Regions from separate parts of the Homo sapiens genome. Here regions 1, 2, 4 and 5 are each linked to region 3. A link is a contact called in ENCODE Hi-C or POLR2A ChIA-PET data. All regions are on one chromosome and are shown on one strand. Each heading gives the region's core, a stretch centred on a gene start or an enhancer-like site at or near the end of the contact. The rest is flanking DNA. Distances are from core to core; before and after follow the strand shown. Region 1 has its middle 160 kb from the start of XPO1. Region 2 holds the start of EHBP1 (EH domain binding protein 1). Region 3 holds the start of VRK2 (VRK serine/threonine kinase 2). Region 4 holds the start of CHAC2 (ChaC glutathione specific gamma-glutamylcyclotransferase 2). Region 5 holds the start of XPO1 (exportin 1).

Region 1 (2,834 bases), core at 244-2,743, 3.6 Mb before region 3:
CCGGCCAAGGGCTTTCTTTTCTTACACTCCTGTTGATGCTTCAAATGCCCCCTCAGATGGGCCTCACTCCGGGTTGAAACTGTTTGTTTGCTTGCTTGTATTTTTGTTTGTTTGAGACAGTCTCGCTTTTTTGCCCAGGCTGGAGTGCAATGGCTCGATCTTGGCTCACTGCAACCTCCGCCTCCTGGGTTCAAGCAATTCTCCCGCCTCAGCCTCCCCAGTAGCTGGGACTACAGGCACGCGCCACCACGCTCGGCTAATTTTTGTATTTTTAGTAGAGACGAGGTTTCACCATGTTGGCCAGCCTGGTCTTGAACTTCTGACCTCAAGTGATCTGCCCGCCTCGGCCTCCCGAAGTGCTGGGATTACAGACGCGAGCCACCGCGCCCGGCCAAAACTTTTTCTTAGGCTCCCATTCCCCATATCTCATGAAATTAGTCACCCCCTCACCTATTCTACCTTTGTGTCTACCATATGTTTTTGTTATTAAATGTATAATGCTGGAGTATAGTTACTTTTCTGTGTCATATATGTCTTTGTTTTCCCACCGTGTAGCACAGAAGTTGGCTGGTTAAACCGAATACATAAAAAGCAATTATATAGTTTTCTTTCTTTCCTCGAAAGGCTTACTCTCTTTAGTCCTTTAGACTAGCATTGGGGTAGGTGACACAATCAAGACTTAAGCTAAAGTGAAGGAATTCAGTGAAGAGGGTGTCACAAAACTAGAGAAATGGAATAGCCTCTCTGAAAAAAGAATCCTGTGCAGGGAGCCGCTGAGAGAGGACCCATGTCACATATGAGCAATTGGGAGGGAGGGAGAACCTTGTCTTCGCTTCCCAGGGTGTGCCATGTCCTGCTGCTCACAGGTTAGCCTGGCCGTACGTATTTCTCAGGGTCCAGTTTTCTACTTAAAGGAAAAAACAAAATACAAAAAAAAAAAAAAAAAAGGCAACTAACCCGTTAAGCTGGAAGAATATTTTTAGATAGCTGGGGCCTGGGAATACTTCTGTTACTTAACATGACCCCAGCCAGTGTGCATTTCATCCTGGATTGCCTCAGGGGTGGGAATCTTGGCTTAGGGTGGCACTGCGGAGGGGCAGCCCTGAAGACCCCCTACCCACACAGCGCAGACCCCCTGACTGCGCCCCCGCGTGGCAGCCAGCCTGAGGGCGGGGGGGCGAAACCAGGGTTTGCCCCGCCCCTTTCTCCCCTCCAAGTCGGCAGCGGCACTGGAAAGTGAAAATGAGAGTAGAAACCACCTGAGCACCCTCGCTCAGGCTGGCGACCCACACTGGTCATGTAGGCTGTGGGAGAGGAAGGGGAGCGCAGGTGGCTTGCAGGCAGGTGACCCTGTCAAGGGAAACCGGGAGGGGCTTCCTCTGGCCGCGGCCCCGCCCCACCCCGCCTCCCTTGGGCCCCGCCCCCACGAGTCTCCTCCCCCCACGAGGCCCCTCCCGGTTCCTACACCTCGGCCCCGCCCTGCGCTTTCGCCTCCGAGGCCACGCCCCCTAGGACCTGGCCAAGCCCCGCACTGAGGCTCCACAAGGCTTCGGCCTGTACGGCCACTTCCTCTTCCTCCTGCCTCTCCTCCTTTTTGGGGGACAGGGCCGCGCCGTGCCGCTGGCCCACAGACCTCGTGGATGCCGCATAGAATGGCCTGAAGCAAACACGGGGTTTTTCCCATAAGGGCCCCATCCAGGTCCGGGGGTTGGGTCACCTCTCCTGTACGTCTCTGCTGTGAGACCTTTTGCGGGGCGCGGACCCTGAAGATCCCTTTGGGTTTCTTCCTCCTTGCTCACCGGCCGGACCCAAGTGATGAGAAGGGGAGTAGGGAGATAAATTGTGGAAAGAAAAGAATGCTGCTGAATTACGGAGTGCCTAACTGAAGAAAAATCAGGGAGCAAGGACATGAGGGGGCAGTAAAATTTTTGAGGAAGATTCGTTGTCAGAAAATAGAAATGGCTAGAATCACCATCAAAGTGTCAGTCATTTCAAACTGCCTTTTAATTACAGTCCCCAGGATGCCTGGTAATTACAGTAGACATCTGACCTAATACTCGCAGACAAAGTTCAGATGGAAATATTTAGAGAAATGCAGGCACAAAGCAGGAAATTGGGGTATTGGTGTTTTCAGAGTTCTCTTTGGGTATCTCTTTGGGTATTGGGGGGGAAAAGCTCCAATGAAATATATCAGACATGATTTAAAAAATGACATGAAGCCACTGTCTGGTTTTCCTCAGGCCCGACATTGGGCAGCATTCACAGCAAGTATTCATTGGCTGGTGGAAGCCCTTGTGATCAAAATGAAGTCAGATGATTTAGCACATACAGTTGTTTGCCTGTGTTCTCCAAAACTGAAGAGCATTGCATTCACATTTCTTGTAGGGAGTGTAAAGGAAACAAACCACTCACCTGCTGCAAGTGCTTAGCATTGTGCTAGAATAATTACAGAAGCTATCTCAGGCTGGGCATGGTGGTGCACGCCTGTAATCCCAGCTACTTGGGAGGCTGAGACGGGAGGATCGCTTGAGCCCAGGAGAGATCACAACACTGCACTCCAGCCTGGGTGACAGGGTGAGACTGTCCAAAAAAAGGAAAAGAATAATTCAGCAGTAGTTGGTTACAGAGTGAAAAGTACTCCCACTTGATTTTTATTTTATTATCCTGGACTCGATTTTATTATCAAGTGGGATTTTTACCAGGGCTTTCAGAAGTTAAGGTAATTTGCCCAAGGTCACATGATTAGTAAATTATCAGTTTAGGATTGAACTCAGGTCACCTGTCTCCCCCAAATCATACAGAATGCAGGTGTGTACATTTATCTAAGTGTATCA
Region 2 (2,700 bases), core at 13-2,512, 4.7 Mb before region 3:
AGGATGAGTGGGAAGGGGTTCCCTCATGGAGACATCACCATGCCACCTCAGGGGCTATATGATGGGTATTCTGGAGGGCTGAAAAGCAAAACAAAGACAAAAAGAGAAAGAATATGAGGAGAGAATCATGAGAAATGACTAACCACCCATGTTAAATAACGCTGCAAAAGACCATCCCAGTTCTCTGCATGTCTTTTAAACAATGAAACAAAACACTGACCTCAAAAGCCAGTAACATCAAGGATGCAAGACACCAAGGAAGAAATTACAATTCACACCGAAGACGTGGAGCGACACATCAGGTAGTCAGCACCAACAACAATCCAGAGAGACGGTAACTCGGGGCCCTACCTCCCCCTGTTAGCATCACTGAAGGGCGAGCAGAGCGGGAAAGTCTAGGGATGCTGTTTAATGTCCACCGCCAGAAAGAGGGAGAAGTGGAGTATTTTTTAATAAACTTTGTTTTTCAGTCGATAATTAATAGCCTCAAGTCCGACAATATGTGCTTGGAACAAATTAGGGAGCCAGGAGGAATGCTATTTTTCAGTCGGAGGGAGGAAATGGATGGGGAACGAGGAGTGGAGGGAAATCTCCAGGCAGAGAGAGGGCAATGTCCCGGCTCCAGGCCACTTGGGCTCCTTCGCTGCCAACCGGAGGGAAATGGAAACTCCTGCCTGGGGGTGAAGCAATGACCAGCGGGGCAAGTGGACTGTGCAGGGTGCGGTGCCTCCCTCCCCCATCCTCAGGGAAACAGTCCGCCGGAGCCCAGTCTCCTCACGCACGGAGCCCAGACCCCTGCCCCCCAGCGGAGACAGGCGGTGGCTCGTCCGCGGTCCCTGTCACCCAGGCGATACCAGAAGACCCCAGCCCGGACCCCGAGCCCCGGCCCCGCCGCTCGTCCACTCCCGCCCCCTCCTCACACCTCTAATCCCGCTGTCGGGCTGAGTCTGGCCCCGTTCCCTTCTCATAGCCGCTCCTCCGTCGCCGCCGCAGCAGCAGCCGCCGCCGCCACCGAGTCCTCCATCCCCGCCGGAGCCACATGGAACAGCCAAGCCAGCCACGGCGCTCGCGGTAGCCGGGATCTGCAGCCCCTCAGGCGGACGGCGCCCCTCACGCCCACCCCCTCCCTGACAGATCGCCCCGCGACCGTCCCCCACCCTACCAAGCCCTGCCAGAGCCACCGCTCAGCGCCCAGCACCCCCTCCCCCGCCTTTCTCCTCCGCCACCATCATCATTACCTCCCCCGCCGCACCTCTCACACTAACCCTACCCACGGCAGCTCAACCTCCACCGCCCCGCCGCCATTGGCCAGGCCCCGCGCGTGCCCCGCCCACCTCGGCGGCCGGGTCTTACAGCGGCTGGGGCACCTCATTGGTAGAACTGCCTGCCCATCACAGGGGCTCCGCCTTGCCCTTGCTCGGGAGGTGGTTTTTCCCCGAAGCCGGAATGCGACGCACAGGCTACCTTTTTTTTAAAAAAAAAAAGAAGGAACCGACTAAGGACGATCCCGCCCGTTCTTCTGATTGGCTTGGAGAGGGAAGCGATAGGCGGGAGGAATAGGGAGTGTTTATAGTGAACTGCAAGGTGATTGCAGAAGGTGGCTGTCCGTCAAAGGCGCCGCTGGTGCGGGGCTGGGTTTCTGGCCCCTAAGGGTGATTGCAGACCTAGAGATTGGCTTCGCTGCAGCTGTGGGCAGTGCAGCTGCCTGTGGGTTTCTCTCCTGTTCTCATCTCCGCCAGGACCTGGGCGCGCCCTCTCCTCCGCCACTGGCAACTAGGGTTTTTGCGCATAGCCTTTATTTCACCAGTTCCTCCTGGGATCTTACCTGACAACCTGAAGTAATGACCCTGTCAGGCACCCCCCGACACCCCGGCCGCTCCCCGCCCAACATAGAGTCAACTGGTCTTCAGTGGGATTGAATCAGCTGAGCTAGACACAAAATGTGTACAGTACAATTTCTTATTGTTCGGAGTCTTCAACATTTCTTTGAATCTTGGTTTCCTCTTCGCTGTCGGACTCTTTTGCCCCTAGTGAGAACTGTAGATGGATTTGGGAACAGCTAGCATATAAAAAGGGTGGTCAAAGGCAAAAAGGAGGAGGCAGAGTGAGGGCAGGGACACTCAATCTTGTTAAAAGAGCCAAGGGCCCTTTTGAGAATATGAAAGCTACAGATACTTTCTCAAGGGGGAAAAAGTGTTCTGTCTCAAAACACAAAAAATTGTTTTCAGTTTTAGGTGGTTCACAGACCCCTGGTGTGGAGAAAGAGGACAAAGAATGAAACTTCAGGGGAATCCTAGCATCTAAGGAATAAACAGAGTAAAATGGGAAAGAGACCGAGAAGGAATAATCAGAGAAGTAGGCGCATCAGCAAGCTATGGGCAGACAGTTTGGAAAAAAAAGAGAGGCAAGCTAACATAAAAAGAAAGCAAGCGGGATGGGTTCTGGAAACAAGGATCATTCAATCTTACGAAGGTTGGAAAGCAGGGTGCATGGACAAAGTAGCTTGAAAGGTGTTAGGGTCTAGGGAGGATTCTTTCAGGGACAGGAAGAGAGAGCAGTGATGGGTGAGAATTGAGTCCATCTGTAGACATTGGGGGCCAAGACAAAGTGGAGAGACATGTTGAAGAATCAAGAGAGATGGGGAGACAGATATAAGGCTTGAATCCAGTATCTAATTCAATTTCCACTTTCAATAAAGAA
Region 3 (2,998 bases), core at 288-2,787:
ACTAGGTACTCAGTAAACATTTGTTAAATGAGCCAGGGATTTTCACGGATATGTAACTTAGCAGAATACTAGGCCATCAGTTCTCGGGCTGCCAAAATATTCTCAGCATTTTGTCTTCTTACCCTCTTTCTCAGTTTATCACAGTGAAAACAGTCCTGCCTTAGAGATTACAACTGTGCCACCAACAACAAAAGCATAATCTCCACAGCACAGCCATGCAACTTTAATCAACTAATTATAATTGTACATAGGTTAGCAAATTTCTCAATGGGAAATTCTGAGTTAAAAGAGAAAATTTCTTAGGGGAAAATACATATGCCAGCATACATGCCTGAAAATAATTTAAATGTGAAGGTAACCATGATCCTCTAAGTATTTAAAACTATTAAGAGTTTCTGACATGAAAGTTAATTAAAAACGTATATACGTAAATGTAAAGTTTTCTTAATATAATCTTCCTAGCTTCCATAAAAGAAAGTATCTGTTTTTCCTTTAACGGGTTTTTCCTCCTTCACTTAACTGCTTTTTTACTTAGCAGTATTGTCCCAGGTAGAGTCGCTGCGTGTATCTTTAACAATATTCACCTTCCTCCTGATAGGCACACAAGGGCTGGGAATTTGGATGGTGAACTATGCCTAGAGCATTGATTGTATCATAAAGCAGGAAAAGTTTTTGTGGAGGTTTCCCTTGACCAGTACATTATATAGGCTGGTGCCTATTACAGATTTACTGATTTAAAACTTAAAGTCTCCAAAGTGTAAACTACTGATTAAGGAATAAATTCTAAATAATTATAAAAAAGATAAATACACTTTGGGGCAAGGCAGCGGCCTCAGGGCTTGAGGCGGTAAGGGAGACTCTACGAAATGTACATCCTGGGGGCGAGTCCCGAGTTCATCTGCCAAGGGAAACGACAGCCTCTCAGGGCCCGTCCCTGTCAGGGGTGTCCCTTCGGCTTCTGGGTACCTTCCCAGGGCTAAGATGAGTCCTCAACACGAGTTTCCGAGCAAACTGGTACCCAGGGGTTAACATGTGCCTGGGCTGACCTCCAACCCCGCCGCGGCCCCTGACCCTGCGGAAGGTAACGAGAAGCAGCGCGGCCCAGCCGCCTGGTCCGTCCGCCCTTAGCACGCCGGGGACCTACGGCCAACCCCGCGCCCCAACTTCCCGCCACAAGTTCTCTCTGCACCGGCAAAAAGAGAAACTCCACCCACTTTTCCGCTAACACGTCGGACCCGCTTTTGGCAAACGTGAGTAGAAGGGGACGCCTTGTTCTCACTCCCAGCGGGGAAAAAAGAACCAAACGCGGAAGCAGCGACTCTGCCCGGGCCGGAGCTGAGGCCCGGGGGCTGGGACGGCCCGGAGTCCCCGGCATCTAACTCCGACGGCAGCCCTTTTCCGAGCGGGGCCGCGGCTCCGGCACTGCAAGCGGAGGTGCCGCCCGCCACCCAAGACCCCAGAGCAAGAGACTGACCGGGCCTCAGGATCCCCCGTCGCCGGGCCGCGCGCACCGCCTCCTACCTGCCGCTGCGACGAGGCGGAGCCCCCGGGCCTACAGTCCCGCGGGGAGGCGGGCCCAGCACTCGAGCCTGCCCTCCCTAGGACCTGCCTAACTTCTCTCCAGCTGCGTCGGCCTCGCAGTGCAGCGGCCCGCGGAGCCTCACACAGGCCGCAGCCGGTTCCTTTCAGCGGCCTGTCCACGCCCCGGAGACGCCCAGGGGAAGGAGAGGGCGCGGCTACATGGGGAATGGGAGCTGTGTTACTACCTCCACCCTGGCCCGCCAGCGTCTGGACGAAGAACCGCCGCCAGACCAGTTTGGTACGAAATAAGCACGACATGCATTTGTGTAGGAGTGTTAGATCTCCTGTACCACAACCTGAGTACTACGAGCTTCCAAATGGCTAGTCCTTACCGAGCTCTCGCCGAGCAACTAACTATTGGTACTAGCGAAGACTCCAGTTAGGAGGGCCTGTATGTAACTCACCGCGTTTAAGTTCTCAAAGGCATATTGGTTCAGGACCTATTTCTGCCATTAATCGTAGGATAATTTAACACCGTAATTAACAAACTTCAGGTTTTTTTGTCTGTGAAATGGAAATAACCCTTGTTGTTAGATTATAAGGTTATTGGTTATAAGATTATGACAATAAGGTGAGGACTTTATTAAGCAGTTTTCTAATACATAAAGACTCATAGTGGCCAGGTGCGGTGGCTCACGCCTGTACTCCCAGCACGTTGGGAGGCCGAGGCGGGTGGATCATCTGAGGTCAGGAGTTTGAGACCAGCCTGGCCAACATGGTGAAACCCTATCTCTACTAAAAATACAAAAAATTAGCCAGGCGTGGTGGCGGACGCCTGTAATCCCAGCTACTCGGCAGGCTGAGGTAGGAGAAGCGCTTGAACCCAGGAAGCAGAGATTGCAGTGAGCAGAGAGCGCGCCACTGCACCCCAGCCTGGGCAGCAAGAGGGAAACTCAGTCTCGAAGGAAAGAAAAAAAAGACTCATAGTAAGCTTATATTTTAGACTAAACCAAACAAATGCTTAGACAAAGATTATTAATACGTCAGCATTCTACATAGTAACCACCAATAATTGGTTGGGATACAAATACTGAAAGGAAAATTAGAGCCCTTTAATGACTTTGATAGAATAAGGAATTGGGGCTCCCTACATCTTTCAGACTGTCACCAAAATGAAAGATGGCATGAGAAGACGTTTCTAAAAACAAACAAAAAAGTATTTTTAAAGAAACAGTCCATAGAATAATTGTGCCCTTAGTCATTCACTGGTCCAACAGTGTCCTTTCTTATTTTCTTAAGATATTTATATAACAGATGCATAATTACAGATATTTATGTAACAGATGCATAATAATCCTAATATCCATATTGGGTACTCTTTCCTCCTTTCCAAATTTGTTTAGCTTTCCACCACTTCCCCGGCTCCCTTTTGAGAAGAAACAACTCCAGTAGCAACCACAGCAGATTACTTGTAGGT
Region 4 (2,721 bases), core at 188-2,687, 4.3 Mb after region 3:
CCGGGCCCAGCCAAAACTGACAACTCAGAAGCCATTTAATTTAGCTTAGTTCTTTAATGTCTTGAATATTGTTCTAGAACATTCTTGGAGATACTTTGGCCATGACATTTCTGTTGATCTGTAAATGTGCATTTATCCTAAGCCATTGCCCCTTTTCAGGTCACTGTGTCCAACATCCCAATAGGCCAGTATAGTCTACTTAAAAGCCAAGTTCTTAACTGACCAACTCTAGTTGAGATAGAATGGTTTCTAATTCAGGTTCTTTTCGTGATTTTAATCCCATGTCTCTCTTATGAGCAGGTGCAAACTACTTTAGCGCCTTGATCTTTTCCACTTTCCATTGACCAATTTCCAAATTATTAGTTACCTCAATCTTAGTTTTCTTTATGGATTAGTTGTTTTGTAGCCAGTACAAAGCTGATTTGCATAAGCAGTGAGCTGCTGCTAATTCTCTATACATATATTGAGATTAATGTCTTTGTAGGACTGACTGAAAAGTGAATCAATGAACTTACATTTCATATTATAATTATGAGAACCATCAAGAAAGTAACATTAAAATAATGCTGGATATAGTAATGAGTTTGGTACTATGTTATTCATATAACCAGAACTTCATTTAACTTCACTAGTACTGAAAACCAAAGTGAGTTCCTTAATAACCAGCGAAAATTTTGGAAACTCATTCTGCAATCCTGTGTGTCAGAAAATAAAACTTTTGAAAGATGTAAAGAAATCCTAGAAGTAACATGCACGTTTAATCGCAAGCTCATGAAAGTCGGCTAGAATGCAGAAATGCCAACAAATTTAATTGCTAAAAAGCTGAATTTGCAACTTGATTTACTATTTCAACTCTGTGGTGACATGAGCATTCATCTTCCCGCCAATGGGACTTTTTTTCTTTTGGCAGAGGTTGCAGAGAGATGGAGTCCCCATCTCCGCACTCAGCCTGGTGCGAGCTCGTGCGCCTGTGCCCGCGCTTCTCGCCGTCTCTAGAGACTAACCACCGGCATCTTAAGCAGCTTCGGAAGGAGTGCCCGGGCTGGGTTAGAGATGGCGGGCAGGTGGCAGGGAAAATCTACAGAAATGTTACCCCAAGCCATGTGCTTTGGCCCCATGAAGCGCTAAGGTGTGGTTCTCTAGGGTGTGGGTGCTGTGTGTGGAGTTGGGGAGCAGGGGTCAGGGGGCAGTAAGTGTGGGGAGCTGACCGGCGCCTCACCTTGCCGGGGACCCCGCGGTGGTCCGTGCTGCCCTGCCAGAAGCGCCTGCTGTAGTTGGTGATGTATCCGACCAGCTTGTCCTGATAGGGGAAATCCACCTTCCAGATCAGGGACCCGTAACCAAAAACCCACATCTTCTCGCGGCTCCTCTGCCCCAGTGGCCGTGAACCCTAGCTGTCGCCGCGCCGCCGGGGACTGAAGCCTCCGGTAAGCGAGTAACCGGCCGCGCGGGGCGCAGGCGCGATGGCCACTTGGGGCGCAAAGCGCACTGGGAGTTTAGATCCAGAAAGATTTTCCGAGCGGATCTCAGTCAGCTTTATTTTATTTCCTTGATTAGGGTGTCAAGAGGCATTGACCTTCGGTGTAGTAAGCAATGGATTCTTTTGCAGCATCCGTAAATCACCCTAACCTACCTTTAGTGCCCGTGTGCAGAAAACTACAATACCCACAATGCTTTTTGGAGCTATTTGGCTCTGAAATTGGAACTGGGCTTATTTCTAACGGGGCCGAGGAAGGAGAAAAGAGCAGGAGTCGTCACTCGTGTCCAGATACGGAGGCGGTGTACCAGCACCGCAGGTAGCAAAGCACCTAGAAACACGTTTTGTTCTGCTTTGGAAATTAGATTTTTGCCTATATAACAGCAGCCAGAGGAATGTAATTCATATTTGATTTTATGTCCTGAAAAAAAAGTCTTTTGCCTTTCAAATAAAAGCAGAAAGTTTACAATAGAAGTTTACGCTTGTGAAAGAGTAGCTGTCATTTCAATGGGAATTGTTTATATATTTAAATTTTACACAAATTTATTCATCTTTAGTATTATCATTGGCTTGTTCACAAAAGAGCAGGCAAATGTTCTTAACTTGGGGCCCCTGTAAAGGCTTTGGAAACGAGCTGGGGAACCTGAATTTGTATACAAAATTTGGGGTGTACACTTTTCTAGGGGGAAACTACAGCTTTCATGAGTTTCTCCAAGGGGTCAAGGATCCTAAAATTTTTTGAAGATCTGCTCATTAGAGCTCTTGCTGCAAAATATTGTTTAGGAAATTCGCTTGGACTATCATGGCTGTGTCTCTGTGTGTGAAAACAGAAACCTTACCAAGTGATTGTTCTTTCTTGAAGATTTTTATACCATGATCTTGAATGCTAAAACACTCAGATTCAAGGGGTATTATTTGTTTTCTTATAAAGAAATCAGCAGGAAGCTGCTACCAGACAAACAAACAAAAAAAAAAGCAAGTCTTTTCCTATTTTCTCTAAGTTGTGGTTTCAAATTGCCTGATATGGTTGCTAACCCTTCTTTTTTGAAAAATTTTGAATACACAGAAAACTCAGATAAAAAGAGTGTAATGACCAATACCTTTCATCTAGATCCAGTAATTACCATTTTGCACAGTTGCTGTACTTCCTTTTTACTTTATTTATACTTTTAAATGGAGAACATTTGAAGTTGCTTGTGTTATGACATTTTACTGCCACATACTCTACATGTGTCTCATAAGAA
Region 5 (2,700 bases), core at 91-2,590, 3.5 Mb before region 3:
GTTGTTGCGTTTTTCTTTATTGGAGGGGGAGTTAGAATAAGTGGTGCTTTGAGGTTAGCCATAGTCCATCGTGGATGAACATTTGCTAAAGAAAATTGTTATTAATTCAATAAATCATTTATCTACCTCTTGGTGGCACAAAGGGCCTAGTAAATTTTGGTGGGCTATTTGCTCTTAAGCAAAGAACAATCTGTAAAGCTGATTTGGAGGACGCTTGGGAACAAACGAGAGGCAACCACGTGAAAGGCAACGTGCATGTGACTTTCACAGAAAATACTATTTGATGATGATTTAGTACGTGAAGTGCAGCTAGGGTAAAAGGAAAATCTGAGTGTTGCAGATCAAGGGCACCAGGTGGGACGCAGTTGGCATGCAAGCTCAGCCAGCCAAAACATGCGCTGTCAAACCAATCACTTGGGATTACAATGTTTTGGTTTTCAGGAAAGGTTGCTTGTTGAAGCAGCCAAATTCCAGCCTGGAGAGACAGAGTTGAAATTTTAAGGAGACTTTCCCAAGAAGTATTTCGATATCTTTTCCGACACCCTGAGAAGATCACGAGGCGCCAAGAATGCACGCCCTGCGCCTCACCCCAACCCCTCTCTCAGCTACCTGGCCCCAAAACCAGGCCTCTAAAATGGATTAGAGAGGTCTGGGGCCTAAAATTGGCCTCGGAAGCGTTCTTTTTCCCTCTTTTCTCCACCCCTTCCAGAGTTCAAAACTGGGTGTGCCCTCCCTTTTCCGAACGCAGCCCCCATCCGAAGGGCGGATCCTGATTCCCGCGGGCTCAGGCCCCCGCAGGTTGGCGGGAGCCGGTGGGGGCGGGCCGGCCGAGTCCGGGGGAAGCAAAGAGAACGCTGCCGCGCGCCCCGATCAAACTCGCGCCGCCACCAGCTCACGAGCTGCGCCCCACCCTCTCCGTCACCGAAGAGGCCCAGCCAATGAGCGGGCGAGAAAGGCCGGGCCTGCGAACTAGGCACCGGGAGGGAGAGGGCCGCAGGGGGAAGGGAAGTCGAGAGCTCGAGGGCGGGCTGCTCTTGATTGACAGCTCGTTCGAACGAATCCTCCACGCGGCTTTCCTTCGCTCTCTTTTCTACTCATCCCTGCTCTTCGTCCCACCTCCTCCTCCTCCACCCCTCTCCTCTTGCCTTTCGACCCTCCCCACTTCCCCTCCCCCACTCTGCGGGCAAATCGCTGCTGAAAAGAGGTAGGGGCCGAAGCGGCGGGCTCGTGTGGAGCCGTGAGGCGGGATTGACTGGCGCTCGGGCCAATGAGAGATAGGCTCATGGCGCGGCTGTAGCTGGAACTGACCAATAGGAGGGCGGGCTGGGGGCGGAGGCCCAGGTTCCAAACGCTCCGCGGCGCCATGGGCTGAAAACTCAACCGAGATGGAATCTCCCAGTCTGAACCGGTTTCAACCGGTTCCGAGTTTGAGGCACTAGGAGGAGGGGGAGAAGCGGCTGCAGCGGCCGCGGCAGGAGCAGCGGGAGCTACAGCATCAGCAAGAGCAACAGTAGCTACAGCCCCGGCGGCGGTGCCTGTTCCAGTCTTTGCTGCTGCAGTCCGTGCAACCACCCAGAGGGGGAGGGGGGAACCACCAGTCGCTGAGGAACAAGAGAAGGGGGGAAAGTTTAGGCGAGCCTTGGGGGGGGGGGGGCCAGCGCCGGAGCCGCGTGAGAGAGGGAGCCGTGTTTTGGTAGGGGGGAGTCGGACTGCAACTGGCAGCAGAGCGTCTCCCCGGCCGTGTGGACTCTACACCCCCTACTCCTGCCGCTTCTGCTGCTGCCTGTGGCTGGAGGGTCCCCCTGGGGCTGAATCTTTGGGACTTGACCCCGTTCCCTCCCCCTTCCCTCACTCCCCAGCCGGGCGGGAGCATTTATTCCCCAGATTAATTCCCCTTTTGGGGGGGGGCGGGTGTGTGTGTGTGTGTGTGTGTGTGTGTGTGTTGGGGGAAGCGTCCCTGAAATAGTAAATATTATTGAGCTCTTTTTGCCCTTTTCCTGTCCGTTTTTTTAATTTCCTTTTTTGAGGTGGGAAAACTGAAACCCACCTTGATTCGTCCCCTCTCCCCCCTCCCCACCTTCCCTCGCCCTAATCCCCCAACGAGGAAGGAAGGAGCAGTTGGTTCAATCTCTGGGTAAGTCGACTGTGTCTTCGGGGCCGAGGGTCGGGCGGCGGCGCGGCCGGGCGGGCGGGAGGAGGCCGGCGTGGGGCGCGGCGGCGGCGGCCGCGGGAAGCGAGCCCGGGAGGCGGCGGGCGGGCCGGGGGCGCGGCGGGCCCACAGCGGAGCCTGCGATTGAATGGAGCCGCTTTTGCCGCTGGGGGATGGAGGCGGGGAGGCGGCCTCGGGAGGGGAGCGCTTGCTGGGTCATTCGCGTGTGCGGGTGGCGGTGGAGGAAGGCGAGGAGTGTGATAGTGAAGCGGGGCCCCGCGCGGGGTGGGAGGGGTTCCCCAGCCCCTGGGGCTGGGGAGAAGTTGGGGTGATTTCAGGAACATCTCTGTAAATTATTAGGAGTGGAAGTTTCCAGAAATATTTAGTGCAGCAGCATTGAAACGTCCGCCTGCATCACGTGGCCCCCTCGGTGGAGAGCTTGGGATGGGGGAGGGAGGGGCTGCCGACTCCCTGTTCCTCCAGCAAGGAAACTCGAAAGCTCTCCGGTTTTGCAGAGTGGCATGTGAAGTAGGAAAGATCAGTTTTTCAGG

What was found. A loop is a pair of places that touch in the nucleus more often than their neighbours do. ChIA-PET counts read pairs that join two places held with the same protein, here RNA polymerase II (POLR2A). Pooled maps may share reads with other maps.
Region 1: a loop to region 3 is called in a map of naive thymus-derived CD4-positive, alpha-beta T cell, with 21 times the contacts of the local background. The contact joins the enhancer-like site here to the promoter of VRK2 in region 3. A Hi-C loop is called at or near these places in 1 of 168 maps with a recorded cell type or tissue (naive thymus-derived CD4-positive, alpha-beta T cell) and 6 of 50 pooled maps. POLR2A ChIA-PET finds 5 or more read pairs at or near these places in 1 of 52 experiments (GM12878).
Region 2: a map of naive thymus-derived CD4-positive, alpha-beta T cell shows a loop between it and region 3 (16-fold over the local background). The contact joins the promoter of EHBP1 here to the promoter of VRK2 in region 3. A Hi-C loop is called at or near these places in 3 of 168 maps with a recorded cell type or tissue (CD4-positive, alpha-beta memory T cell and naive thymus-derived CD4-positive, alpha-beta T cell) and 10 of 50 pooled maps. POLR2A ChIA-PET finds 5 or more read pairs at or near these places in 1 of 52 experiments (activated B cell).
Region 4: a loop to region 3 is called in a map of CD4-positive, alpha-beta T cell, with 10 times the contacts of the local background. The contact joins the promoter of CHAC2 here to the promoter of VRK2 in region 3. A Hi-C loop is called at or near these places in 2 of 168 maps with a recorded cell type or tissue (CD4-positive, alpha-beta T cell and naive thymus-derived CD4-positive, alpha-beta T cell) and 7 of 50 pooled maps. POLR2A ChIA-PET finds 5 or more read pairs at or near these places in 1 of 52 experiments (activated naive CD4-positive, alpha-beta T cell).
Region 5: a map of naive thymus-derived CD4-positive, alpha-beta T cell shows a loop between it and region 3 (22-fold over the local background). The contact joins the promoter of XPO1 here to the promoter of VRK2 in region 3. A Hi-C loop is called at or near these places in 2 of 168 maps with a recorded cell type or tissue (both naive thymus-derived CD4-positive, alpha-beta T cell) and 13 of 50 pooled maps. POLR2A ChIA-PET finds 5 or more read pairs at or near these places in 2 of 52 experiments (CD4-positive, alpha-beta T cell and CD4-positive, alpha-beta memory T cell).

The regions. Positions count from the first base shown.
Region 1 is chr2:61,693,395-61,696,228 of GRCh38, reverse strand. No RefSeq gene overlaps it. Among named protein-coding and RNA genes, the nearest start is that of XPO1, 160 kb to the right of the region's middle. RefSeq lists enhancers at 1-365, 1,638-1,767 and a silencer at 1,338-1,497. Within about 2 kb of position 1,493, at least 29 of the 41 ENCODE cell types and tissues checked have a DNase peak (open chromatin) inside an H3K27ac peak, as active enhancers do; they include GM12878, where a contact is called at or near this core.
Region 2 is chr2:62,704,275-62,706,974 of GRCh38, reverse strand. It overlaps EHBP1 (EH domain binding protein 1), which reads right to left and starts at 1,262. Exons shown (of 23, transcript NM_001142616.3): 1 at 923-1,262; 2 at 1-78. RefSeq lists silencers at 926-1,005, 1,126-1,385 and an enhancer at 1,416-1,555.
Region 3 is chr2:58,045,345-58,048,342 of GRCh38, reverse strand. It overlaps VRK2 (VRK serine/threonine kinase 2), which reads right to left and starts at 1,537. Exons shown (of 13, transcript NM_006296.7): 1 at 1,475-1,537. It overlaps LOC107984043 (formin-2-like), which reads left to right and starts at 1,110. Exons shown (of 3, transcript NR_171623.1): 1 at 1,110-1,819. RefSeq lists a silencer at 1,285-1,554 and enhancers at 1,158-1,713, 1,705-1,824, 1,714-2,269.
Region 4 is chr2:53,766,520-53,769,240 of GRCh38, reverse strand. CHAC2 (ChaC glutathione specific gamma-glutamylcyclotransferase 2) reads right to left here and starts at 1,437. Exons shown (of 3, transcript NM_001008708.4): 1 at 1,220-1,437. The coding sequence starts at 1,354. All of the region lies in intron 1 of ASB3 (ankyrin repeat and SOCS box containing 3), which reads left to right. The region is part of intron 1 of GPR75-ASB3 (GPR75-ASB3 readthrough); the gene reads left to right. RefSeq lists enhancers at 906-1,095, 1,116-1,465.
Region 5 is chr2:61,536,996-61,539,695 of GRCh38, reverse strand. XPO1 (exportin 1) reads left to right here and starts at 1,340. Exons shown (of 25, transcript NM_003400.4): 1 at 1,340-2,134. RefSeq lists enhancers at 1-787, 1,356-1,615 and a silencer at 726-865.